Linked DNA regions of Homo sapiens: region 2 is linked to region 1. Evidence: chromatin loops called from intact Hi-C (ENCODE). Cell type or tissue: OCI-LY7. All regions are shown on one strand. Links, peaks and the distances in the headings refer to the core of each region. The heading gives the core; the rest is flanking DNA.

The links. Peaks named below come from ENCODE experiments on the same cell type or tissue, not always from the same donor. Only the 100,000 strongest peaks of a DNase experiment are listed, where the experiment ranks them.
Region 2: a loop joins it to region 1, with 4 times the contacts of the local background. A loop is called at or near these places in 3 of 110 quality-filtered maps.

Annotation. Positions count from the first base shown.
Region 1 is chr2:134,730,000-134,742,825 of GRCh38, forward strand. No RefSeq gene overlaps it. Among named protein-coding and RNA genes, the nearest start is that of TMEM163, 17 kb to the left of the region's middle. RefSeq lists an enhancer at 9,787-10,006. In OCI-LY7, for the core only: a CTCF peak has its summit at 9,333; DNase peaks (open chromatin) are centred at 6,672, 7,832, 9,432 and 10,102; H3K4me3 peaks cover 4,389 bases; H3K27ac peaks cover 5,378 bases.
Region 2 is chr2:134,785,808-134,798,633 of GRCh38, forward strand. It overlaps the pseudogene VDAC2P4. Among named protein-coding and RNA genes, the nearest start is that of ACMSD, 46 kb to the right of the region's middle. In OCI-LY7, for the core only: a CTCF peak has its summit at 4,866; no DNase peak of the experiment used is centred there.

The sequences.
Region 1 (12,826 bases), core at 4,827-12,826:
GCAAGATATTCCATTGTATGAGTGAACAATAATTAATTTAACTATTTCCCTAACTGATGAACATTTAGATTGTTTTAAATATCTCTTCTGCAAAAATTCTACATTGACCATTTCATTCTGAACAATATCTTAAACAGAAAATGTAAAGTAATTTTTGGAAGAGATACAGTCATCCCTTGGTATTGGGGGATTGGTTTCAGGACCCTCGCGGATACCAAAATCCATGGAAGCCCAGTCCATTCCCCTGCCTGCAAGCTCAGATCGACTTAAACACATGCAAGCTCTTAGCTAGAATGTCACCTGGAGGCAACCTAGAGCTTTAATACAAAATATTTCATATGGAGAATTTTCCATGAAATAACTTATCTATTGCATTCAACTGTAAACATGATTCTTTCTTTACTCTTTTCTGTAATATTTTACTTGTAGTTTTTATTATAACTTCTTTCCCTTTTCCTTATCTTCCTGACAGAGAATCAACTGGGTCCCTGAAGGAGGTGCTCCAGCGGCCTGCTCCGTCCTGTCGGAGGCTTCCTGAAGGCCTGTGTTCTCACCTGCCCTTAGTGGAAACCTTCTATTCATCTGATCTATTTTCTTGTGGGTGTCAGGGCCCATATGTCTCCATCTCCCTTTCCAGCTCCAAGATATCTGTTATGGGCTGCATTGTATCTCCACAAAATTCATATGTTGAAGCTGATATGATTTGGACCTGTGTTCCTGCCCAAATCCCATGTCAAACGGTAATACTCAATGTTGGAGGTAGGGCCTGGAGGGAGGTGATAGGATCATGGGGGTGGATTTCTCTTGAATGGTTTAGCACCATTCCCTTTGTGATTAGTTCTCATGAGATTTGGTTGTTTAAAAATGTGTCACACCTCCCTCCCCTCTCTTTTGCTCCTGCTCCAGCCATGTGATGTGTGCTTTCCCTTTGCCTTCTGCCATGATTGAAAGTTTCCTGAGGCCTCCCCAGAAGCCAAGAAGATGCCGTCATGCTTCCTGTACAGTCTTCAGAACGATGTGTCAATTAAATCTCTTCTCTTTATAAACTACCAAGTCCTGGGTATTTCTTTATAGCAGTGTGAGAATGGACTAATACAAAGCCCTAACCCCCAGTATATCAGAATGTGACTGTATTTGGAGATAGGACCTTTAAAGAGGCAATTAAGGTGAAACGAGATCACCTGGGTGGGCTCTAGTCCAATATGACTGATGTCTTTATAAGAAGAGATGAGGATGCAGATACCCACAAAGGGAAGACCATGTGAAAACAGAGGGAGGAAACAGCCACCAACAAGCCAAGGGAATGGCCTTGGAAGGAAGCAATCCTGTAGACACCTTGATCTTGGACTTCCAGCATCCAGAACTGAGGGAAAACAAATTCCTATTGTTAAAGCCCCTGGTGTGTGGTTTTTGCTATGGCAGCCCTAGTAGACTAATACAGTGCCCAAGCCCAAGTGTGCTATGGAAACCCCTGAATGGTCCAGAAGGAGCCTCCTTGACGTTCTGTTGCTGTCTGGGTGGCTCCTAGGCCCCTTCTTCCCTTTGTCTTCCTGACCTCTGATGGGTGGTCCCTTCAGTTCTACTCCTCCCAGATTCTGCCCACCAGTCCACTTAGAGTTGGTGCTTACTTCCCTTATTTGGTGCCTGCAGATGAATGGTTTTCCAGTCTTTCAGGGCTTAAGACTCACTGCTTTGTGAATTCAGACTCCCAGACCACAGCTCCAGAGATGCAGACTCACTAGTTCAGTGATGGGGCTGGGAAACCTGCACTTTTAACAAATACCCTCAGGTAATTCTGAGGGATATGACCACACTTTGAGAAACACCACTGAAGATATGTCCTCTTTCCTGTTTCTCTAACCCAGTGGGCTGCCACCTTGACTGCACATGAGATTCACCTGGGGAGCTCTTTAGAACACCCACGCCTAAGCCCACCTTAGATATTCTGGGTTAATTAGTCTGGGATGGGGCTTGGGCTTGGGTATTTTTTTCTCATAGGTTATCGGGGTACAGGTGGTGTTTGGTTACATGAGTAAGTTCTTTAGCTGTGATTTGTGCGATTTTGGTGCACCCATCACCCGAGCAGTAAACACTGCACCCTATTTGTTGTCTTTTATCCCTCGCCCCCTCCCACCCTTCCCCCCAAGCCCCCAAAGTCCATTGTATCATTCTTACACCTTTGCATCCTCATAGCTTAGCTCCCACATATCAGTGAGAACATACCATGTTTGGTTTTCCATTCCTGAGTTACTTCACTTGGAATAATAGTCTCCAATCTCATCCAGGTTGCTGCGAATGCCATTAATTCATTCCTTTTTATGGCTGAGTAGTATTCCATCGTGTATGTATAACACAGTTTCTTTGTCCACTCATTGATTGATGGGCACTTGGGTTGGTTCTACGATTTTGCCATTGCGAACTGTACCGCTATAAACATGCATATGCAAGTATCTTTTTCGTATAATGACTTATTTTCCTCTGGGTAGACACCCAGTAGTGGGATTGCTGGATCAAATGGTAGTTCTATTTTTAGTCCTTGAAGGAATCTCCACACTATTTTCCATAATGGCTGTACTAGTTTACATTCCCACCAGCAGTGTAGAAGTGTTCCTTGATCACCGCATCCATGCCAACATCTACTGTTTTTTTAATGTTTTGATTATGGCCATTCTTGTAGGAGTAAGTTGGTATCGCATTATGGTTTTGATTTGCATTTCCCTGATCATTAGTGACGTTGAGCATTTTTTCATATGTTTGTTGGCCATTTGTATATCTTCTTTTGAAAATTGTCTATTCATGTCTTTAGCCCACTTTTTGATGGGATTGTTTGTTTTATTCTTACTGATTTGTTTGAGTTTGTTGTAGATAGTGGATATTATTCTTTTGTCAGATATATAGACTGTGAAGACTTTTTCCCACTCTGTGGGTTGTCTGTTTACTCTGCTTACTGTTGCTTTTACCATGCAAAAGCTCTTTAGTTTAAATAAATCCCAGCTATTTGCTTTTGGGTTCTTGGTCATAAAATCCTTGAGTAAGCCAATGTCTAGAAGGGTTTTTCCAATGTTATCTTCCACAATTTTTAAAGTTTTGGGTCTTAGATTTAAGCCCTTTATCCATCTTCAGTTGATTTTTGAATAAGGTGAGAGATGAGGACCCAGTTTCTTTCTCCTACATGTGGCTATCCAATTATCCCAGCACCACTTGTTGAAAAGGGTGTTCTTTCCCTGCCTTATATTTTTGTTTGCTTTGTCAAAGATCAGTTTGCTGTAAGTATTTGGGTTTATTTCGGGGTTCTCTATTTTGTTCCATTGGTCTATGTGCCTATTTTTTACCAGTACCATGCTGTTTTGGTGACTATGGTCTTATAGTATAGTTTGAAATCAGGTAGTGTGATGCCTCCAGATTTGTTCTTTTTGCTTAGTCTTGCTTTGGCTATGTGGGCTCTTTTTTGGTTCCATATGAATTTTAGAATTGTTCTTTCTAATTCTGCAAAGAATGATGGTGGTATTTTGAAGCTGATTGCCTTGAATTTGTAGATTGCTTTTGGCAGTATAGCCATTTTCACAATATTGATTCTACCTATCCATAAGCATGGAATATGTTTCCATTTGTTTGCTTCGTCTATTATTTCTTTCAGCAGTGTTTCATAGTTTTCCTTGTAGAGGTCTTTCACCTTGGTTAGGTATATTTCTAACTATTTTATTTATTTATTTATTTATTTATTTATTTATTTATTGCAGCTCTTGTAATAAAAAAGCTGAGTTCTTGATTTGATTCTCCGCTTGGTCACTGTTGGTTTATAGAACAGCTACTGATTTGTGTACATTAATCTTGTGTCCAGAAGCTTTGCTGAATTCTTTTATCAGTTCTAGAAGCTTTCTGGAGGAGTCTTTAGGGTTTTCAAGGTAAACGATTATATCATCAGCAAACAGTGACTGTTTGACTTCCTCTTTACCAATATGGATGGCCTTTATTTCTTTCTCTTTTCTGATTGCTCTGGCTAGGACTTCCAGTACTACGTTGAAGAGGAATGGTGAGAGTGGGCATCCTTGTCTTGTTCCAGTTCCCAGAGGGAATGCTTTCAACTTTTTCCCATTCAGTATTATGTTGGCTGTGGGTTTGTCATAGATGGCTTTTATTACATTGAGGTATGTCTGATTTTGCTAAAAGTTTTAATTATAAACAGATGCTGGATTTTGTGGAATGGGGCATGGGTATTTTATTTTTAATTTGTCCAGGTAATTCCAACATGCAGCCAAATGGGAACCACTAGTCCAGTCCCATTGCCATGTTCCCAGAGCTGTCATCGTTTCTCACCTGAACTGAGCTAGAGCCTCCTGCTGGCTCTGCTTCCCCTAACAGCTCCCTCTGCCCCACTCCTTCTCCACAATGCAGTCAAAGTAATAAAACACAAGCTTAGTCGTGTCTTTTCCCTGCCAAAATGCCACCAATAGCTCCTCATTATCACAGGCTAATATTTACAAGTTCCCTAGCCTGACATCAAAAGCCACCCATGTTCTGGCCTCTTAGGGCCTCTGCACCTTTCTCTCTCCCTTTTGACCCCTAAGCTCCAGCCACACTCATGTCCTGGGTTCCCCCAAGTCACTAAGTCTTGCCCTTTGTTTTCCCACCTGCCTGGAATGCTCTTCCACCTGGCTAATGCCTTCCATTTAGTGCTTGCATGATCTGTGAAACCTTCCCTGACACTCTCCCCATGCCCAGGTGGGACATAGGCCCTCCTCCTTTTCCAAAAACACACCAGTGCACCCCTCTTTCAGAGCACGTATCAGATTGTATTGTATTGCTTTCCATTGGTCCCCTTCTCGTGACTGTACCCATCTTATTCTCAGTCTCCCTGGGTCTTAATACAGTGCCCAGCATGTGTACAGTAGGGCATGATGAACGTCTGTTGAATGGATGAATAAGTGGATACCTGGCCTCTCCCTGCCATGCCCTTGCCCAGCGCCTGCTGTCTGGTTACCATTTACAAATGAGCTTGGCTCCCTCAGTTCTGGTGTTTCCTTACCTCCGTGTTCCATGTCTACTTCAATCCCAGAATAACTGTTTATACCAGAGCTCGTCCAGCCCATAATTGGGGCGAGAACAGGTGAGAGACTCATAGCTACTCTGGGCCCAGCACTTTCCATTCTTTAACCCTCATGGAAGCAACACAAAGTCATCATTATCGCCTCCATCTTACAGCTGAGAAAACTGAGGCTCTGAGAGGTTGAAAATGACTTTCCTGAGGTCCCACAGCTAGGGGGTGACCGAGCCAAAACTGGAATCACAGAATCTGACTCCATGAGCTCCAGCCTTTCCTGCTGGGCCCTGTGCTCATCCACTAAAAGAGACAGGAGCTTGGTGAGTGGCTGTTTTGTGTTCTTTTGTGCGAGGATGAGTCCGTGTGGGCACAACAGGGGACACAGGGGAGGCTCAGGAAAACAAAGTTTATTATACTCACAGGTCCTAGAGACAGGAAGCATGATATGCCTTGCAGGGCCACAGGGGAAGACACCAGGGTGGTCAGGAGCCAGAAGACAGGAGTGAGGGCAAGGTTTAGACCAGAGCCTTCCTTGGTGTTTCTGTGGAAAAAGCAAGGTAGGGCAGGGTGAACAGTTTAGGATTGGCTAGTTTGAAGAATTTCAGTGGGCTCTAGGTTACAGGGGTGGTCCCTGGTTGCCTGGCACCTGGCCCTGGAGTGATGAACGCAGACAGACATTGTCTCCTGGGGTGTGTGGGTCAGATGAGGGAGGGCTCTGGTTGGTTAGTTTGCTAATCAAATGCTCTAGGGCCAGGTGTGGTAATCCCAGCACTTTGGAAGGCCAAGGTGGGAGAATCACTTGATCCCAGGAGTTTGAAACCAGCCTGGGCAACAAGGCGAAACCCTGTTTCTATCCCAATGTTTTTTTAATTTGCTGGGTGTAGTGGTGCATGCCTGTGACCCCAGCTACCCAGGAGGCTAAGGTGGGAGGATGGCTTGAGCCCAGGAAGTCAAGGCTGCATTAAGCCATGTTCATACCACTGCACTCCAGTCTGGGCGACAGAGTAAATGAGACCCTCTCTCAAAAAAAACAAAAAGAGAAACAAACAAACATAAAAAATAAATAAATAAATAAATAAATAAATAAACAAAGACCACGCTCCAGGCTGGGCCTTTTGTTATCTCTAGGAATTGGCTAGCCCCAGAGGGGCAGTCTCCCCTGGACCCAAAATGGGTTTAATGTTTGATGATGTCAAAACATCATAATATACAGAAAATTTAAGAATATATTTGCAATACAGTGGGGAAGGAGGAATGGCTGCTGGAGACACAGGCTGACAATGTGACTCACCTCCCAGGAATGAACCTGAGGAAGCCCTCTAATTCCACAGCCATCAGCTTTTCACAATCAGTAATGCCACGCTCCATCAGACATCCTAAGAATGTGTGGCCCATGTGGATGAGAGGGGTTGCCACTTTTATTCAAAAATGTATCACGAATGCTTAGAACAGTGCCTGGGATAAGGTAGACAGACATTTATAAAGTGGAAAAATATTTACTGATTTAATGAAAAAAGAGTGAATTAACAATGACCCTATTAAAATAACTCAGTGTAGTCCTTTTCACTACTGTTGTTTAAGGACCCTGTTTCAACACAGTTGTTTAAGGAACCTTTACATAAGGGTGGAAATTTTTGTTCCTCTTTCTCCTCTGTGATGTTTTTCTTCCTCTTTTCTCAGGTGAAGACTGAAAATTCTAAGTTCTCACTGGGCAGAAATGGACATCAAGATCTTCAGATGAAAAGGCCCCTTAATAAGTCGGGGGAAAAAGTCCTCATAGTACTTTAATTCTAAAGTAGTAATCCCATGTGTGCAAGTGTCTGTGCCACCTTGGGAAACTGTGAAGCTTTGTGGCTGTTTATAAACTTGATAATTGGTTCTAACACTCAATGCCTGTTGGGAAGGGCTGCTATTCATCACCTTGACTCTGACTTTCAAGTCCTCCCTTAGTCTGACCTTGTGTTGTCATCTCATGATGCCAATGCCATTGGGATTGGCCCAAATTATTCTTATCCAAACAAAACATAAGCAAGAAAGACCTCTTCTATGACTTTGTAATCTAACAGAACTGAAGAGATGAGTGACTGGGTTCTGGTTCGCCTTGGCCAGAGCTGTGTGTCCTTCTTATACCTCACTGCTCCTCAATTTCTGAATGTCTGAAAAAGCCAGCTGATAGATACTATAGATACTTATTCTGCCTAGCCCAAAAGAAAGCCAAGAGAATAATTATAGAATGCAAATACGAAAAAGAGAGTTAGATGAGGCCTCACAGGTCAGCTAAATTTGGCAAGACTTCCAATTTACAAGTGAGAAACTTGAGGTGCAGTGGTGTGTGCTCATTTGTTATTGCTCCGTAACAAATTACTGCAGACTTGGAGGCTTGAAACGGCACAAATTTATTCTCTTACAATTCTGGGAGTCAGAAGCTGGAAATGAGTCTTATGGGGCTGAAATCATCTTATGGGGGTGTCAGCAAAGCTGATTTTCTCTGGAGACTCCAGGAGAGAATTTGTTTCCTTGCATCCTCCAGCTTCTAAAGGTGGCCGTCACTCCTTGGCTCCTGGCTGAATTGCTCCAATCTCTGTTTTTATTGCCAGTTAGCCTTCTTCTCTCTGACTCTGATTCCCCTGCTTTCTTCTTATAAGGATCTTTGTGATTAAAATAAAGCCACCCAGATAAGCCAGGATAATCTCAAGGTGAAACAGACAGAAATCGATGACAGAGCCTATGCTGGCTTGTGTCAGCAGGAAGGACAGGGTGCACCAGGTGTGGCAGACCCTGAACTGCATCACTGTTGTTAGACTGCTGTTTACTCTCTCCACGCCTTGCTGCTGTCACTTCCTGAATGTCGGCATACTGTATATTACCTCCGAAGGGTCTTTCCCACATGGCAGGAAAGATGAATGCTGACAGCCCTAGATTTGAATCCTTCTAAAAACTCGAGAGGCAGGAGGCTGTCCTTTCCCTTAGTTTCTATAAAACAGTCCCAAGGAAGGGCTCTAATTATCCTGGCTTGATAATGTATGCAAAGTTCAAGTCTGGCAGGAGGTTTTGCACAAACCCAGCTTCCAGAGTTCTGCGAGGGTTCTTACTCTGGGGCTCAAAGCAGCCCTGGCTGCTGCAGCAGTCCCCACGCCATCAGGACAGTTGCAAGGAGAAAAAAGGAGCCCCAATCCCTCACCACTTGCATTTTTTGGTCTAGTCTGGGAAGACAGAACATTGGCACAATTTATGAAAAGCAACTTTGTTACTCACAGTTAAGCAGCAAAAATCAACAGAAACCCAGGGTCCACCATGAGCAGTTCCCCAGGGTTCAGGAATGCTGCCAAGGGCAGATGCAGTCTAAGCATGCCTCACATTACACTCTAGCTGAGGGACTCTGAAAGCACTCCATCCTGGGTTTATATACCCTGGGTACCACTTGGACCACTGAATGCAAGCACTGCAGAACATCCTATTCTAGAAGGAATAAGAATGTAGCCTGGATTGCTCCAGACATTTCCTCCTTATTACAGGATTTTCAGTAGTTTCTGTCTAGGAATGAAAAGCAAGAAGGGGAAGAGCTGGGTCGGCCAAGGTCATCCAGGGACTTATGTTCCTGCAATGTGCTCATTTCTGAGCCAATCTCTGTAACCAGCCAGGGATGGTGCCCTGGTTCAGCCTGGGTCATGTGTCCACACTGTGGGCAAAGCTGGAGGGCAGGATTACTATCAGGAGAAGGCACAGGAAGAAAATCATGCTGGGCAAGGCAAATTCATGGTTACCTCAGCCTCCAGCTTGTCTGAGAGTGTCCCATGGCCATGGTTCATGATGGGTGATGGGCAACCAGGATGAGACAGAAGCCAGGGAAAGAATGAAGATAAAAAAGAGTGGGCCCAGAGGAGCACAGCCCATGAGATTGCACCTCTGGTCCTTGGGAGGCAGTGGTTTCAAAGAGGGGCACTGCAGATGAACACTCCCAACACGGCTAAGGAGGTCAGAGACATGCCACATCTCTAGGACAAGATGAAGTGGGGACAGCCACCTCCAGCTTCACGCTCCCGCTCAGCAAAATATGGACAATAGTTCTGGATTCATAGGGCTTGTCTGAAGTTCTATAGAAGCAGGACCTGAGACACAGATTCTTGGTGCAAGTGATCTCAGAAAGAGAATGTGAGTGGCAAGATAGAAAGAAAAAGGAAGCCAAGAAAAATGTAGATTCAGCTGCATTTTAACCTCTCAGTCTGATCCCACCTCAGCCTGATCCCACCATAGCATGAAGAACACCACAAAGTTATGCAACCTTGAGACAAGGCACCAGACTTTTGCACCCCATATCTGTCACTCATTGTCTGTGGCCACCCCTAGGGGGAAAGCAGGCATTTCTAGGCAAGGTGGCTCCCCTTAGCTGAGCATTCAGAAGAAGGAAGCAGCTGCAACCTGTGAGCAGCCAACACTCAGCTACGGGGTGGTGCCTGGCAGATTAAAGTGTATCTGGTGGGGGCCCCAACTATACCCCTTATGGGGCTATTGTGAGATAATGAAGCTCAAGTCCTATCACAAGGCTGGGAGTTATCATTGTCATCATCATTATCTTATCCCTGTTGTAGAGAAGTAATAAATAGTAAGCATCACATAACACATGCCTCTTGGCTGGCTGCTGCACAGACATACATAGGCAGTAGGAATGTACACAGTCCTTTGTTCATATCCTGTGCCACCCCTGCCATGGACTAGTTATGTGATTTGGGGTGCCAAATTTAGCCCCCTTGAGCCTCAGGGTTCTAATCCATAAAATGGGCTAGGTAACCAGAGCTGGGCTGTTGCAAGGATGACATGAGGTCATCCCCATGGTGCTCTAGGTGCGGTTCTTGGAACAGAAGAAAGCATTCAAGTGACTGTGGGTCATCAGCTTCTGTGGTCAGACAGTCTAAAGCTTCAGCTGACACACATGGAGGCCAAGAAGACACTGGCTTCACGAAAGGCAGTAATATGACTGTGTATTATGTAAAAGATGAAGCCAACTGTGTTTAAGGAAGCAAATCCATTTTCAAAAAGAGGATGTGAAAACAAAGCCTCTAAAGACGTCTGTCTGTTACTCATCAAGACTGTGCCACGGATAGGGCCTTTGCTGTACAGCACCTCCTCAAATGCTCACACAGGCCACCGCTCAGAACAAAGGGGCCTCACCCTGGGCTTCCACAGAGATTTGTCAGCCCGAGGCCACCACCTTTAATTTGGTGGATCAGCTTTTCCTGCCTGTAATCAAAGAGGATAGGATGTGTGTCGAGGTATAGATTAGTTGGGGCTGCCCTGCCCCGCACCCTAATAAAGGTGTAGCCATGAACCTTATTTAGTCTCTCCTAAGCCTCATTTCCTTCTTAGTTAACGGGGGAAAATAATATTTGCATTTAGGATTATTTTAGAGAACTAAATGAAATGGTATTTGTGAACACTTAAATCAGTACCTGGTCTTACATCAGTCCATTTGAATCAGCACCTGCTGCCAAAAAGCAACTATTATTGTGGTTATTGATGTTCATTTTTTCAACCAGTATTTACTGTCTACCATGTGACAACATTGATTTTGGTGGTGGGAAGACATTGGCAAGAAAAAAACATGAGGGTCCTGTGCATAAGAAGCTTACATTCAAGCGAGGAGAGATAGTTAACATAGAACCACGAAAACCTACAGGATGCGATAGTCACATAGAGAATTAAAATAGGACGATGAGACAGAGTGATGGAATAGATCCCTGAGTCTGGCCTCTACTTTAGAAAGGCCTCTCTAAGAGGTGAGGTTCAGGCTGAGATCCAAAAACCCAGATGAGGCCAGGCACGGTGGCTCATGCCTGTAATCCCAGCACTTTGGGAGGCCAAGGCAGACGGATCGCCTGAGGTCAGGAGTTCGAGACCAGCCTGGCCAACCATGGCCAACATGGTGAAACTAAAACACTCTTCTCTACTAAAAACACAAAAACTAGCCAGGCATGGTGGCACATGCCTGTAATCTCAGCTACTCGGGAGGCTGAGGCAGGAGAATTGCTTGAACCCAGGAGGCAGAGGCTGCAGTGAGCTGAGATCATGCCACTATACTCCAGCTTGAGCAACAGAGTGAGACTTCGTCTCAAAAAGAAAACAAAAACCCAGATGAGCAGCATCACTGGCGAAATCACCTGGGGAAAGTATGTTTCAGAGGGAGTGCAAAGGCCCTGAAGTAAAACAGTTAGGCATAGTGGGAACAGGCTCAGTATGTTTAAGGGACACACAAAAGGCCAGGGTGGCTGGAGTATGGTGGGGAAGGGGAGTGGTCAGAGGAGAGATGAGTTTGGAAGAGTGGACAGAAAAGACCATTTAGTTTCATAGACCAAGGTAAAGAGTTTAGCTCTTAATCTAAATGGGATAGAAAGCAACAGAAGGGTTTTAAGCTAAAAAGATATAATCTGAAACAGGCTTTTAAAAGGTCACCTGGAGCTGGCACAATAGCTCATGCCTGTAATCTTAGCACTTTGGGAGTTTGAGGTAGGAGGATCGCTTGAGGCCAGAAATTAGAGACCAGCCTGGGCAACACAGCAAGACTTCATCTCTACAAAAAAAATAAAAAGGAAAAAATTATCCAGGATAGGTGGTACGCAGTGCCTGTAGTATTAGCTACACAGGAACCTGATGCAGGAGGATTGCTTGAGCCCAGGAGTTTGAGGATGCAATGAGCTATGATTGCGCCACTGCACTCCAGCCTGGGTACCAAGAGAGATGCTGTCTCAAAAAATTAAATAAATAAATAAATAAATAAATAAATAAAAGTTTGCCTGGATAATTTCATCCAATATTTAAGGAAGCAGTTACAACATCCCACATATATATCTTTCAGAAAATTGAACATGTGGGAATACTTCCCAATTTGTCATATGAAGCTGGCATTATCCTACCAACAAAGCCAAATACAGCAGGAAAAGAAGACTAAAATCTAATGAATAATAACCCTATGAACATATGCACAAAAATCCTCAACAAAATGTGAGAAAGCTGAATCCAGCAACATGTAAAAAGTGTTATGTACCATGATCAAGAAATTTATCCCAGGAATGTGAGGTTAGTAACATCTAAAAATCAATTAATGAACTGCAACATATTAATAGAATAAAGAAGGCCGGGCACAGTGGTTTATGCTTGTAATCCCAGCACTCTGGGAGGCTGCGGCAGGCAGATCACTTGAGGTCAGGAGTTCCAGACCAGCCTGGCCAACACGGTGAAACCCTGTCTCTAATGAAATTACAAAAGTTAGCCGGGCATAGTGGTGGGCGCCTGTAATCCCAGCTACTCGGGAGGCTGAGGCAGGAGAATTTCTTAAATCCAGGAAGTGGAGGTTGCAGTGAGCCGAGATCGCACCATTGCACTCCAGCCTGGGCGACAGAGTGAGACTCCATCTCAAAAAAAAAAAAAAAAAAAAAAAAAAAGAATAAAGGACAAACCTTTCATATGCACTTCAACAGATGCACAAAATGCACTTGCTATGGAAATGTAAAATGGCGTAGCTATGGAAAACAATATGGCAGTTCCTCAAGAAGTTAAAAATGGAATTACCACAGGATTCAGCAATTCCACATCTGGGTATATGCCCAAATGAATCAAAAGCAGGGACTTGAACAGATATTTGTACACCCATGTTCACAGCAGCATTATTCACAATGGGCCAATGTTGGAAGTAACCCAAATGTCCCTTAAAGGATGAATGGATAAACAAAATTTAGTATATACCTACAATGAAGTATTATTCAGCCTTAAAAAGAAAGAAAATTCTGATAT
Region 2 (12,826 bases), core at 43-8,042, 51 kb after region 1:
TGAAATTAGGCTTGTCTTGTTGGCAACGTGCCAACAAGGGCACACATGATCCCATTGGCTTTTTAGGAATTTCTCTCTGGTGACAGTGTAAGGTTTGAAATGTCGGACACCAGAATCTGAAACAAGGCAGTGGTAGAGGCGGAAAGATGCCAGTGATACTGGGGGATTGCGGTGGTGGAACTTGGTGACAGATCTGCTGTGGGGAGTAAGGGAAAGGCAATGTCTGTGTGGGTCCCTGTCTTCTGGCCTGGGTAAGTAGGTCTAAGGGCCACTGGTGTCATCCCCAGAGGTAGGGAGGACACTTTTAATCCACGAGGAGTTTGCTTGTAGTAGGATGCTGATGCGTGGCAGAATTTCAACATTAGTTCTAGGCAAGAAAAATTTGTCTTTGTTTTACTGGTTGTGAAATTGCTAGACAATTTACTTTCCTGGAAATAGTTCCTCATTAAGAGTTCCAGAAACTGCTTCTGATGGTTCAGGCAGTCTGAGTTTACTGGAATAGGCTGAATATTTATGTCCCCCTAAAATTTATATGTTAAAATCCTAACCCTCAAGATGCTGGTATTAGGAGGTGGGGCTTTTGGGAGGTGATTAGGTCATGACAGCAAAACCCTCATGAATGAGATTAGTGCCCTTTTAAAAGAGACTCCAGAGAGCAAGCTTGCCCCTTCCTCAGTGTGAACACAAAGCGAGAAGTGTCATCTAAGAACCAGGAAGTGGACCCTCACCACGCACAGAATCTGCCTTGATCTTGGACTTCCCAGTCTCCAGAACTGTGAGAAACAAATTCTTGTTGTTTATAGGCCATCTGGCCTATGGTATTTTTAATGGTAGCCCAAACAGACTAAGAGAGTTGCTTTCCTGCTGTCTTCTTTCTCTAGCCTCTCAGGAGAAAGCTCTGCCACCCCTGTATCTCCTGCCCATTGAGTTTTCTTTCCACCTTCTTGGTCCCTCTCTGAATGATACACTTAGTTCTGGGCTACGGTTCACCATCTCTGGCCAGCAGCACCAGCTTCAACAACTGCATCAGACAGTAAGTGAGCAGTGAAGAGAGAGGGGCCCCAAAGCCCATGCTGGCCAGGAGCTGTGCATGTGAAGATTGTCAATCAGAATATAAAGACCACAGTGTGGCAAAAGGCAGTGGGTTTGTCACTGGGAGACCAGAAGCAGGAGAAAGTTGAAGGAGTATAGCTTTTCATCTTAGCGTCGAAAGTCCTGACCAGGGCACAGCATAGACTAGGCCAAGGGGCAATACTAAAGAGTTATCCTGGCAGACCTCCCTGGAACTCAGTCAGCAAGCACACCTGCTGAGCACTCTGGAGCTTCCAAACAATATTTCCTGCTTTTGTAGACTTAAATAGCTCAGGCCTACTTTGCTAAGTCTGTCTCTGCCATTTTTCTGGACTTCATCAGAACATTGATAGCAGGAAACAGGGATTACTGATCAGCTAAAACATACAAAAATCCAACAAATAAAAGGAAAATAGCAGGAGGCATTCAGTGTAGGAGTCTTCAGGCCCTGAGGAAATCATGCTAGTTCAAAAAGGTACTGTGTTAAGAGTGATGCTACAGCTGGGCGCGGTGGCTCACACCTGTAATCCCAGCACTTTGCAAGGCTGAGGTGGGTGGACTACTTGAGGCCAGGAGTTCAAGACCAGCCTGGCCAACATGATGAAACCCCCGCCTCTACTAAAAATACAAAAGTTAGCCAGGTGTGGTGGCACACACCAGTAGTCTCAGCTACTCGGGAGGCTGATGCAGGAGAATAGCTTGAACCCAGGAGATGGAGGTAGTAGTGAGCTAAAATAACACCACTGCACTCCAGCCTGGGTGAACGAGCGAGACTCCAGCCTGGGTGACAGAGTGATGCTATGCTATTTTATGTTTAGTATCATTTTACCTGGAAATAAAGGAAAAAAAATTGATCAAAAAGATTTCCCTCCCATGGCTAGAAATTTCAACTTGTGCGCTCAACAGACACGTTTCAGGTCCCTGGAAAACTCAGACCTCATTGTCTGTGAATAGATGATGGGAACTTATCTGACCCATGGCCTTCCCCCTAGTTCTGCTGGCTCAGGTGAGGCCACTCATCTGAAACTGCAGGGGAATGTCCTTAGGGCAGAGTGAGAGGGTCAGCTGGCCCAGGCCCCACCTTCACTGTCTACCTGGAGGGAGCAGCTGGGAATGTGGGAGGCAGAAGTCAGGCAGTGCCTCCAAAGTGCGCCGTGGGCTTGGACTCCTTGAGAGGCCTGAGTCACACCCAACCCCACCAGGACAGCCAATAGCACACCTCTGCCCTCCCCTCTGCAGGCTGCACTGTTTTCCCTGATTTTCTCATGCTCTACGTCCACTTCCCTGGATGCTCATTCCCCTACTTCACTGGGATGGAGGTAACAGTGAATGGTTTCTCAGACCTGCCCTCTGACAGAAGGGGCAATTTACCTCTGGCAACCCCCTCCAGGTGCCCCAGACTCACGCCTCCACTGTCCGGATAGGGAAAGTAAATGTGTGAGGCAGTCCACAGGAAACAAATGGGAGTGGTGGGAACTGTGGCCAGCTCCAGAAGGCATCCCTCATTCCCAATCATTCCCATTCCATTTCTTTTTTTCTTTGCATCACCATGCTGGTCAAACAAAATACCAACTATCCTCATTGTCTGCAGATTCTGTATCTGTGCATTCACCTACTTGCTAAAATGTATTTGTAGCCTCCAAATGAATACTTGCCTGTGTTTGTGGGTCATTTGCAGGCATGCATAAGCAGCAAAAATTGGAAGCTCACCACCCACCTGTTCCCCGCTGAGGTCAAACTAGCCACACTCTGCCTTCCTGTTTCAGCTGCCATACTGTAAATAAGTGTCCTTTCTGCTACCTATTTACTGCCACATTTGTCATGTTTTGGTGGAGTTTTTGTCTGTGATTTTGCTGTTGAAAATGGCCTCCAAGTGTCGTGCTGAAGTGTTGCCTTGGGTTCCTAAGCACAAAAAGGCTGTGATGTGCCCTATAGGGTAAATAACATGTGTTAAATAAGCTTTGTTCAGGCGTGAGTTGCACTGCTGTTGGCCATGAGTTCAACATTAGCAAGCCAGCACTGTATATTAAATAAGATGTCTTTAAACAGAAATACACACAAAACAAGGTTATAGATTTATTGGCTGACAAAAACGTTGTGACCAGAAGCTATAGGAATTTAGCCCTGTATTTCTCTTAGGAGCAATTGTTCAAGATTTGCAAATTCAGTGTTTGCTGCTACTATATAGAATCTAACTGCCAATTATAAGAAGAATCATCTGTATCTAAAAGCCCCTCATTTGGCTGTCAGTTTGGGAGTTTCTATTTGATAACCTTATCCTAGTTCTCAAACTTCTCTGTTGTGGGGCTTCTAAGGTATAATGGACTGTCACTGGGACTCATCATGAAGTACTGAAGTGTGTGTATTAAATGAAATTTACAGTAATCCCTATAATAACATCACTTACATTCTGCAATGCCTTCTAGAATGGGAGGATGTATCAGTCACAGCCCTCCAGATCACCTGCCGGTGCTTCCTGTGGCTAAACCCAATGGGAAGCCAGGTGGCGAGGGAGTCCAGGGTCAGCCTCTGGGGACAGGGAAGGGTGAGGAATGGGCCTGGGGGAGGGCCACGGAGAGAGTTAAAACAGCACAAAGAGCCAGATATGAACCAAACAATCCCCACATTAAAGTAAATATACACACTAAACACTCTGAAGGACAAGCGCTTGATGTCCTAACAGCTTAGGACACAGGAGGATGATCCTGCAAGGGGGTGAGAAAGCAGGGCTTGAACTGAGATCTGAAAGATGAGGAAGGGAGAAGAATCCCAGTAGAGGTAATAGCATGGCATGTGCAAAGGCCCCCAGAGGGGTGGGGGCAGGGGCAGGGTTCACTGAGGGCTGTTGGTAAGAATGTAAATCCATGGTCTTTTGAGAGGCAATTTAGCTGCTGCTATCAATTTTTTAAATATGCATGCAGCAAACCTCCACTAGGTTTCTATTCTAGCAAATCTGCTTGAGTGTGGCACAAAACAGTGTTAATCTGATGTTGAGGGCAGCAGTGTTTGTTACAGCAAATCTCTGGAAACAAACAAGGGAATGGTGATATCAACTATGACACATTCATCTTACAAACACCAGGCAGCAATGAAAATGAATGAAGTAGATAGAGATAGGGTAGCTTGGAAATATCTAGAAGATGGAGTCATTATGGAGAAAAAAAATTGAGAAGAATATAAAAAGCATAATTGCATTTATGAAAAATATATTTTTATACAAACATATTCAAATATAACAGCAATGGAAAGATCTGAATGGATATACCCCATCCCAACAAGAGAGTTACCACTGCAGTGTGGGTAAGAAGGAATTTTTGCCTTTTTAACCTACCTACAAAGGCTTCAAACTTCTAAATCATTTGAAGCCTTACGAAGGTAATTTGTGCATAATTTCCATAATTAAAAATAAGTACAGTATATTTTAAAAACAGAAAACGAGACTTTTTTGACTCAAGCACTGCTGGTATCTGTGAATTTTAGTCTTAGAACAGATAAGCTTTCCCAGAATAATTCCTTCCTATAGTTTATCCTCGTCCTTAAAGATCCTTTAGGCCAATGGTTTTCAACCTTGGTTGCTCATAGGAAAAACCTAAGAAGCTTTTCAAAATGATGGCATTCGGGCCCCATACGTTGGTTGTGGTAGGAGCTGGTTATTTACTTATTTTTTTAAAGCTCCTAAATGATTCCAATGTGCAGCCAAGGTTGAGAACTCCTGTTCTATGGTATCTTTATTCCATGGGTCAGAAAGTCAAAAACTGGCCCAGAGGCTTTAGTCAGCTTGGAATTGCCATGCCCTGGCAAAGACTAGTGGCTGGAAAGGGTATTGCTAAAGCCATCCTCACCAAGAACTATGAGTTATTGTCAGAGAACAGGCACGCACATGTTGGCCTCTGAGTTGAGAAGATACCACTGACCATCACAAGACTGTGAAAGCTACACAACCAACTAAGGAACTTTGAAGACATATGCAATTAGAGAAAATTTTACTTGCTTGGTTATTTATTGAGCACCTACTGTGTGCTTGGCCCTTGAAAAGAGAACACAGACCCTGCTCAAGGAGAGGTGAAAGGATCAAGAACTTTTAAAAAAAAAAAAGTGTTGGTTTTTTTTAAATTTTTTAGAATAAATAGAGACGGGGTTCTGCTGTGTTTCCCAGGATGGCCTTGAACTCCTGGCCTCAAGCAATCCTCCTGCCTTGGCTTCTCAAAGTGCTAAGATTACAGGCGTGAGCCACCACTCCTGGCCAAGAAGAACTTAGAGCAGGTGAAGCTTGTGGTGTGCTTGAGACTGTGTTTGTAAGGTGGACAGGATACTTCGTTTCTATGCAAGCAGATAATTGCCCCTTTGAGATTTAGTCACAGTGGGCTTAGCCTATGGGAAATTCAAAAGAGAAAATAAACATATCTGTATGCTCAAAGAGTACATTCTCCATTTCTAAAAAGCATTATGAAAGATGACCATTGGGGAAGGTGGGTCATCCACAGATGACCAACTGTACCAGTTTGGGGACACTGAATATGTGCCCCCAAAACTCATATGTTGAGGTCCCAACACTTTGGGAGGTATTTCAATTTAGATGAGATCATGAGTTTGGAGTCTTCATGATGGGATTTTAGTGCTTTTATAAGAAGAGACCAGAGAGCTTTCTCTCTCACTCTCTCTTTCCTTCTCTCTGTCTCTGTCTCTCTCTCCACTATGTAAGACACAGCAAGAAAGCAGCCATCTGCAATCTGGGAAGAGAGCCCTCACCAGAACCTGATGAAGCAGGCAGCCTGAGCTCGGACTTCCAGCCTCCAGAACTGTGAAAAATAAATGTCTGTTGCTTAAACCACCCAGTCTATGGTATTTTGTTTTCGCAGCCCAAACAGAGTAGGATGCCTGGGATGTGGGACTTTCCCTTTGAATAGAGGGACGGTCTTGGCAAACCATTCCTGGTTGTGTAGGACTGAGAGGTTTCCTGGCACTTGGACTTTCAGTGCTAAGACTGGAAAAGTCCCAAGTAAGCCAGATGAATTGGTTGCCCTACTCACCACACACAGTGCTCCTCTTTCCAAATGAGGGGTTTGCTCCTTTTATTGGACAAGGGTAAGATTTTTGGCAACTCTATTCTAGGAGGTATCCCAGATTCCACCACCCCCGTAGTTTGGTCCCTGGGGTGAAGGCATTTGCAAACAAGAGCGAATCCTCCTTGGCATAGGGCACGCTGCTTTCAGAAAATTGAAGCAGAAGGTTCTCCATAAGCAAAGCCTCCATGGCTTTCATGACTAGTCAGACTGAGGAAATGGCCCACTGAGAGGCACCTGAAATTGTATTTATTTTATATTAATGTATCTGGGCTTCTCTCAAGGCACCAAGGTAAGCTTGATAAAAGTTCCCTTACAGATGATCCCCGAGTGGCAGCTTCTTTGCCTGTAATTCAAAGTCAAGTGCGGCTCCTTGTCAAATGGTTGCCAGGAGATAGCACAGGAGCCAACTCCCCATCTCCTCTGCCATGGCAACGTGCTGTTATTTCCTCATCCATCTTCCTTCTGCAGGAGTCTAAATTTCTGAGAGTAGTGTGCCATGCTTAATTATGTAATTAATCTTGCAGAAAGAAAAGAACCCTTCTAACCTTTCTTCTGCACAAAAAGACCTCCTCGTGTGATACCAGCCTACCACCAATTTTCCTCTGTGATCCTGCATGGTAGTAACCATCATTCTGTCTTATCCTCTCAAGGCTAAAGTGAGACACTTCTCGAAGCAGCAATACACTTTGAACCCATAAAAGTACAATCACTCACTTAAATGGTGGCTTCTCAAATCGCAGGCAAGGTCTTTGTAATATTTCCCTGACCCAAGAGCAGGAAGCATGATGAACACAGAGTTGATGGAAGTGGGGCTCACTAAGTGCCTCAGTTTCTCTATCTGTAAAATAGGCATGTACTCACTTGTAGGTTACTGTGGGGATTGCATGAGTGAGTATGTTAAGCTCTCAGAACAGTGCCTGGCACATAGTAGGTGCTCAATAAATGTTAGCTCTTATCACTATAAGAATTACTCCAACTTGTTTTTATTGAAAACTTTAATCAAATTTACAAAAAAAAGAACTTAATAAAAATTGTTAGGACTGTTCTGGTTGCAAGTGACTACTCAAGTAAAGGCGTCACATGGTTCCAAGTTGAGTTGTTTTCAAACAGCTGGCTCTGAGGGCCTAAAGACAGTCTCCAGGACTTTCCCTGTCACCCCATTACTTGGATCTGTTTTTCTCTGTTGTCTTCACACTCCAACAGGCACTCTCACAGCCCCAGACTGACCTCCTATCATCTGGCCATCCCAGTGGAAAGAGGACTTCTCTTTCCCAAAATATCCCACAAGGATTTCCAGCTGGGGGCTCCTGGACTAACTGACATCTTGTGCCTATCTCTGAGCCAATCTTTGTGGCCAGACGGATGGGACATAAGATGGGCCAGAACTGGGTCTCAGCTCCATCTCTGGAGCCAGATGGGGTAGCAGAGTGGTTGAGGAGGTCTGAGGACATAAGGTCACCCTGACCCAAACCACATCAACTGAGAGTGAGGTAGGAGACCCCTCAAAGGAAAGCCAGAGTATTAATACTAGAAAAAGGAGAAGAGATGGCAAAAACAACAGATAGATACGTGGTGCAATATCATTCTTGGTATATGGAATTATTACATAGTTTAAATCTAGTGATTTTTAACGAAGGGTGAACATCAGAATTATTTATGGCTTTTTAAAAATTTGGAAGTCCAGTCTCAACTATAGAAATTCTGACTGAGTAGTCCTAAAGCAAGGCCCAGGCATCAGCATTTAAAAAAAAAAACTTCCCAGGTAAGGTTTATATAATGTGTAATTTTTTTGAGACAGGGAGGGTCTCACTCCATTGCTCAGGCTGGAGTGCAGTGGTGTGATCATGCTCACTGCAGCCCCGACATCCCGGGATCTTGAGTAGGTGTGATTACAGTTGTGCACCACTACACCTAGCTAATTTTTGTATTTTTTGTAGAGATGGGGTTTTGCCATGTTGCCCAGGCTGGTTTCGAACTCCTGGGCTCAAGACATCCACCCACCTGGGCTTCCCAAAGTGCTGGGATTATAGGTATGAGCGGTATAAGTTTTCTTTTGTGTTCTTTTTCTTTTCTATTTGACAAAGGCAGCATGCATGTTCTATATACTTCTAGAACTTTTTAAATCCCATGCCCATGAATCTAAAGTAAAATAGAATACCATAAAGATGAAATACTTAACAGCACCTTCCTTATACTCTGACTGTACCTCCTATAGTGATCAGTTACAGCCTTCATCCAACTCCTTCATCTACTCCATCCATTCATTCATTCATTCATGCATACATTCATGTATTCTTCTCTTACTCTTTGCTTGGTGTGAGAGATTCACTTCCTGCACCTGAGAAGCTCCTGGATTTCTGAGAAGAGAAAAAGACGAACCCAGACAGTGACAAGGCAATACAATAAGAACCACGATGTATAATGCTTACATGGGGTGATATGAGACGTAGAAAGCCATGGAGAGGCTACTACTGTTTACCCACCTATTTCCTTCACTAGATGCTAAGCCCCACGAGGACAGAGATTGTACATTTTCATCTAAGTTTCTCTCTGTTCCAACAGAGGCTGGGAGGGAGTGAGATTGAGGCAAATCCAGGTTTTGTGGAGCCCAAAAGCTTACACAATTTTTGAGATACTCTCTAAGAAAAATACTAAGACATAAGGAGACAGAAAGATGAATATTTATTTAGAATGAGAAGAGAAATCAGAACAAAGCAGTAGAGCCTTGCAGATTCCCGTCACTTTAATTTGAGGTCTCTTCAGACAACTTATCAAAAATGCTTACAGAGAAATTTTTATTTTATTTTATTTTATTTTATTTTATTTTATTTTATTATTATTTTATTTTATTTATTTTATTTTTAGAGATGGAGTCTCACTTGTTACCCAGGCTGGTCTCAAACTCCTGGGCTCAGGCAATCCTCCTGCCTCAGCCTCCCAAAGTGCTGCGATTACAGGCGTGAACCACTATGCCCGGAAGTGAGAAATACTTTCAATTGTTGATGGATTTTGCTTCCCCACACAGAACATGTTTTACATCCCAACAGCAATTGGCACTCCAGGGGCCCATGTGAGTGGGGGAACTTCAGGCTTCAGTTTCAAGAGCTTCAGGATAAATCCACTTCTGACAGAGTATTTCTTCCTGGCTCTCTCCCTGTGGGCTGCAGAGCCACACAACTCTCACAGTCTTGGTTCTGGAACCTCTTTCTTCCCTTGTGCATTCAGGCCTCAGAGAGGTAACTGCACCTCAATGTTTCCCGCCCTGGGGCACTGCACTTACCCAACAGCTTCCCTCCACCCTGCCCACAAGTTTGTAATTAGTCCCTTCATTCAGGTCTCTCAAATTTTCTAGTTTGAATGTGCCATCAGTTTCTGCCAGGACCTTTCATGAATACAGAAAATAAAATGTGTTAATTTATATTGTGCATGGGTCAGCATTCTCTCAGTATGATTATATGATCTGTTATATTACACACCTCATATTATGCATATAACGTCATTTCTGTGAGTATGCTCACTATTCCTAGCTCCTTTTAATTCACTGGCATGAGAGTTCCTTTTTTTTTGAGAAGGAGTCTCACTCTGTCACCCAGGCTGGAGTGCAGTGGCGCTATCTCAGCTCACTGCAACCTCCACCTCCAGGGTCCAAGCGATTCTCCTGCCTCAGCCTCCCTAGTAGCTGGAAGGACAGGCACGTGCCACCATACCCAGCTATTTTTGTATTTTTAGTAGAGATGGGGTTTCACCATTTTGGCCAGGATGGTCTTGATCTCTTGATCTCATGATCCGCCTGCCTCAGCCTCCCAAAGTCCTGGGATTAAAGGCTTGAGCCACCGTTCCTGGCCGAGTTCATTATTTTTATTCCTCTAGTGATAAGAGATGCTAATACAAATAGAAACCTAAAACCTAAGACAGAAAAGAAGCAAGTCAGGCCTCCTCATTGGAGAAAATCTACCAAAGGCCAGTGAACAGTGAGTCATCCTCTTCCAGTCTCTACAAGTGAGTCCCGAAATCAAATGAGGACTCAGAGGCAACCCAGATCACCCATAGCTCAGGGGCTTAGGCCGCTCAGAGGGCAAGAGCAGCTTCAAGCACAGACAACTCACCAACAGGCTCCAGTAGGATGAGAAACCAAATTGCCCCAGCAACTAGCACTTTTCTATAATGTACCTGAACAGGGCCATCCTGGAGCTCCAAACTCTAGGCAGCAAGCACAATTTTAGCAAACCAAGGAGACCAAGTTTCAGCAAATCAACTCAAATTGGCTTAAGACAAAAAATGTATTAGCTCATATCACAAAAAAATCCACGGGTAAATCTTGCTTGAAACGTAGCTGGATTCGGGTGCTCAAAGGGTCTCACCAGGAACCCCGCTCCCTGCTCCTTCTCCCCCTGCCCCTCTCTTTTCCCCCTCTCTCTGTTTCTCTGTCTGTTTCTCCCTCAGTCTCTCCTTCTCAGCTTTGCTTTCCTCAGGGTTGATTTGCTTCTCAGTCAGTCTCTTTCCAAGTAGTGGCAAAACGACCAAGAACACCTTCAATTTTATATCTTACTAAATGGACACCATATTTCTTCACAGCAACAGCAAACAGCCTGAAGCTGGGTCTGATTGGCCAAGTTTGGGTCACATGTTCATCCCTCTACCAATCATCTTGGCCACTGTCCAGACTGGAATCAGGAGATGGGGTTTGCCCAGCTGAAGCCACGTGGACTGAGAGAGGGGGAAAGGGGAGTGGATGCTGTCAGGAAAAGAGGAAGAAATCCTAGGAAGGAAAAAACCACAAATATCCATCACACCATGGCTGTAGGGCACCAGGCTAGAGCTAAATGCCTCAAATCTAGGACCTACAGACAGATACTGGACCTAGGCCTTTGAGACTCCTGCAGTTGCAAGGCAGGGGAAAGGAGAGAGAGGAGGCATCCCAGCTTGGGCACTGCCTGACCCTGACCTCTCAAGTCACTTCTCTTCTTTGCCTTTAATGGCCTCAGCAGCAAATGGTGGTGTTGGAATAGATTTCTAAGGGTCCTCCTGGATCCAGAGAAATCGACGCTTGAGTATAGAGAGGTTTAAAATCTCCAAATCCCAGATAAGAACAAAGCAAAATTCACCGCCAGAATAGAAACCAGAAATATGAATTATTTTTTACTTTGTTCTTCCAGCCGCAGAGGCTAGCAGATCAGCACCCTCAGGCAACCACCACATCACCTGGTCTTGAGGCCTCATCAAGGCGGCTTATGGGCAGACATTAGTGAGACTCATACGTATTTCTTTGTCACATGCTGACCTTAGCAAAGCACCCAGAGACATTTTCAACAAAGGATTTGACTTGGGGTCGGTAAAACTGGATGTGAAAACAAACTCATGCAGGAAAATGAAAGAAGCCTTAGGGAATAGAAATGGGGTGATATGGTATGACTTTCATAGAAAGTCAGGAACATTGATTACACTTAGGGAATATAAATTATTGAAGACCAGAACTGTCATGGTTTGAAACTGACATTTGATACTAACTCCCCAAAAAACACAGGAAAGAAAGGGGATCACATGAAGACTGTTTGCAAACAGGAGAGTATAAACTTGATGGAATATTGACTTTGATTTTGTCAGGTCTGCCATCCTTGGATCACTGTCTTTGGTTTTCAGAGCTGGCACGTTGACCAGATGACCACTGACAGTGCCACATCAAAGCTGAGAAGGAATCAGTTTGCAGTGGGCAACGGCACACTGATACCAATAATGGGCAGCATTTAGAGGTTCAGTCTGTCAAAAGTATGTAAAGACCTTGATACCCAGCTTGGACATCAGGCACTAAGCGATTCCAGGCTGCTACCGCAGCTAAATAGCCATTGATCCCACTGCTTCCTTTTCTGAAGAAGTCAACAATTCCACTCTAATTGGAACAGACCCTACTCAGCCCCTGAACCCTGGTATGACATTCTCACTGGCTGATCTGGAGTTGGAGGCTGGGCATAGACCTTATTAAATAAAGCAGGTTTGGCCTTATTATATTTCCAATTTCTTTTTTCTCAAGGGGATGATATAATCAAAGGATGATGAGTACAAGAATATTTAGACAATTACTTGCCTGCTGGTTTCTACTTAAATTGATTATTCAGTTACAACACAGTCAACTACACAGTATTTAAATGTATTTATTTGTAAAATGCTGCCCACCAATAATGAAATAGACCTTCACTAAAACGACTCTTCCTTGCTCTGACTCTGCCCAGACTTTCTAGGTCAGGGTTATATTATATATCTTGCATTATAGCAGTGGTTCTCAAACTATGGCTTCAGCACCTTTTTACATACTTAAAAATTGAGGACACTGAAGAGTTTTCGTTTATGTAGGCTAAATCTATGAATCTTTACCACATTAGAAATTAAAACTGAAAAATTTTTAAAACATGTTTATTAATTCACCTAAAAACAATAACCCTACTTAATCATAGCATAACTTTTTATGAAAAATAACCATATTCTCCAAAGCCAAAAAAAAAAAAAGGAGAGAAGTGTGGTAGTGTCTTCCAGTTTTTCAAATCTCCTTAATATCTGACTTAGTTGAAGACTGCTGGATTCTCACATTTGCTTCTGCACTCAAGCTGTTGTGATATGTTGTTTTGGTTGAAGGATATGAAGATTATCTTGGCTCACATTGACATACAGTTGGAAAAGGGAGAACTATTATAATA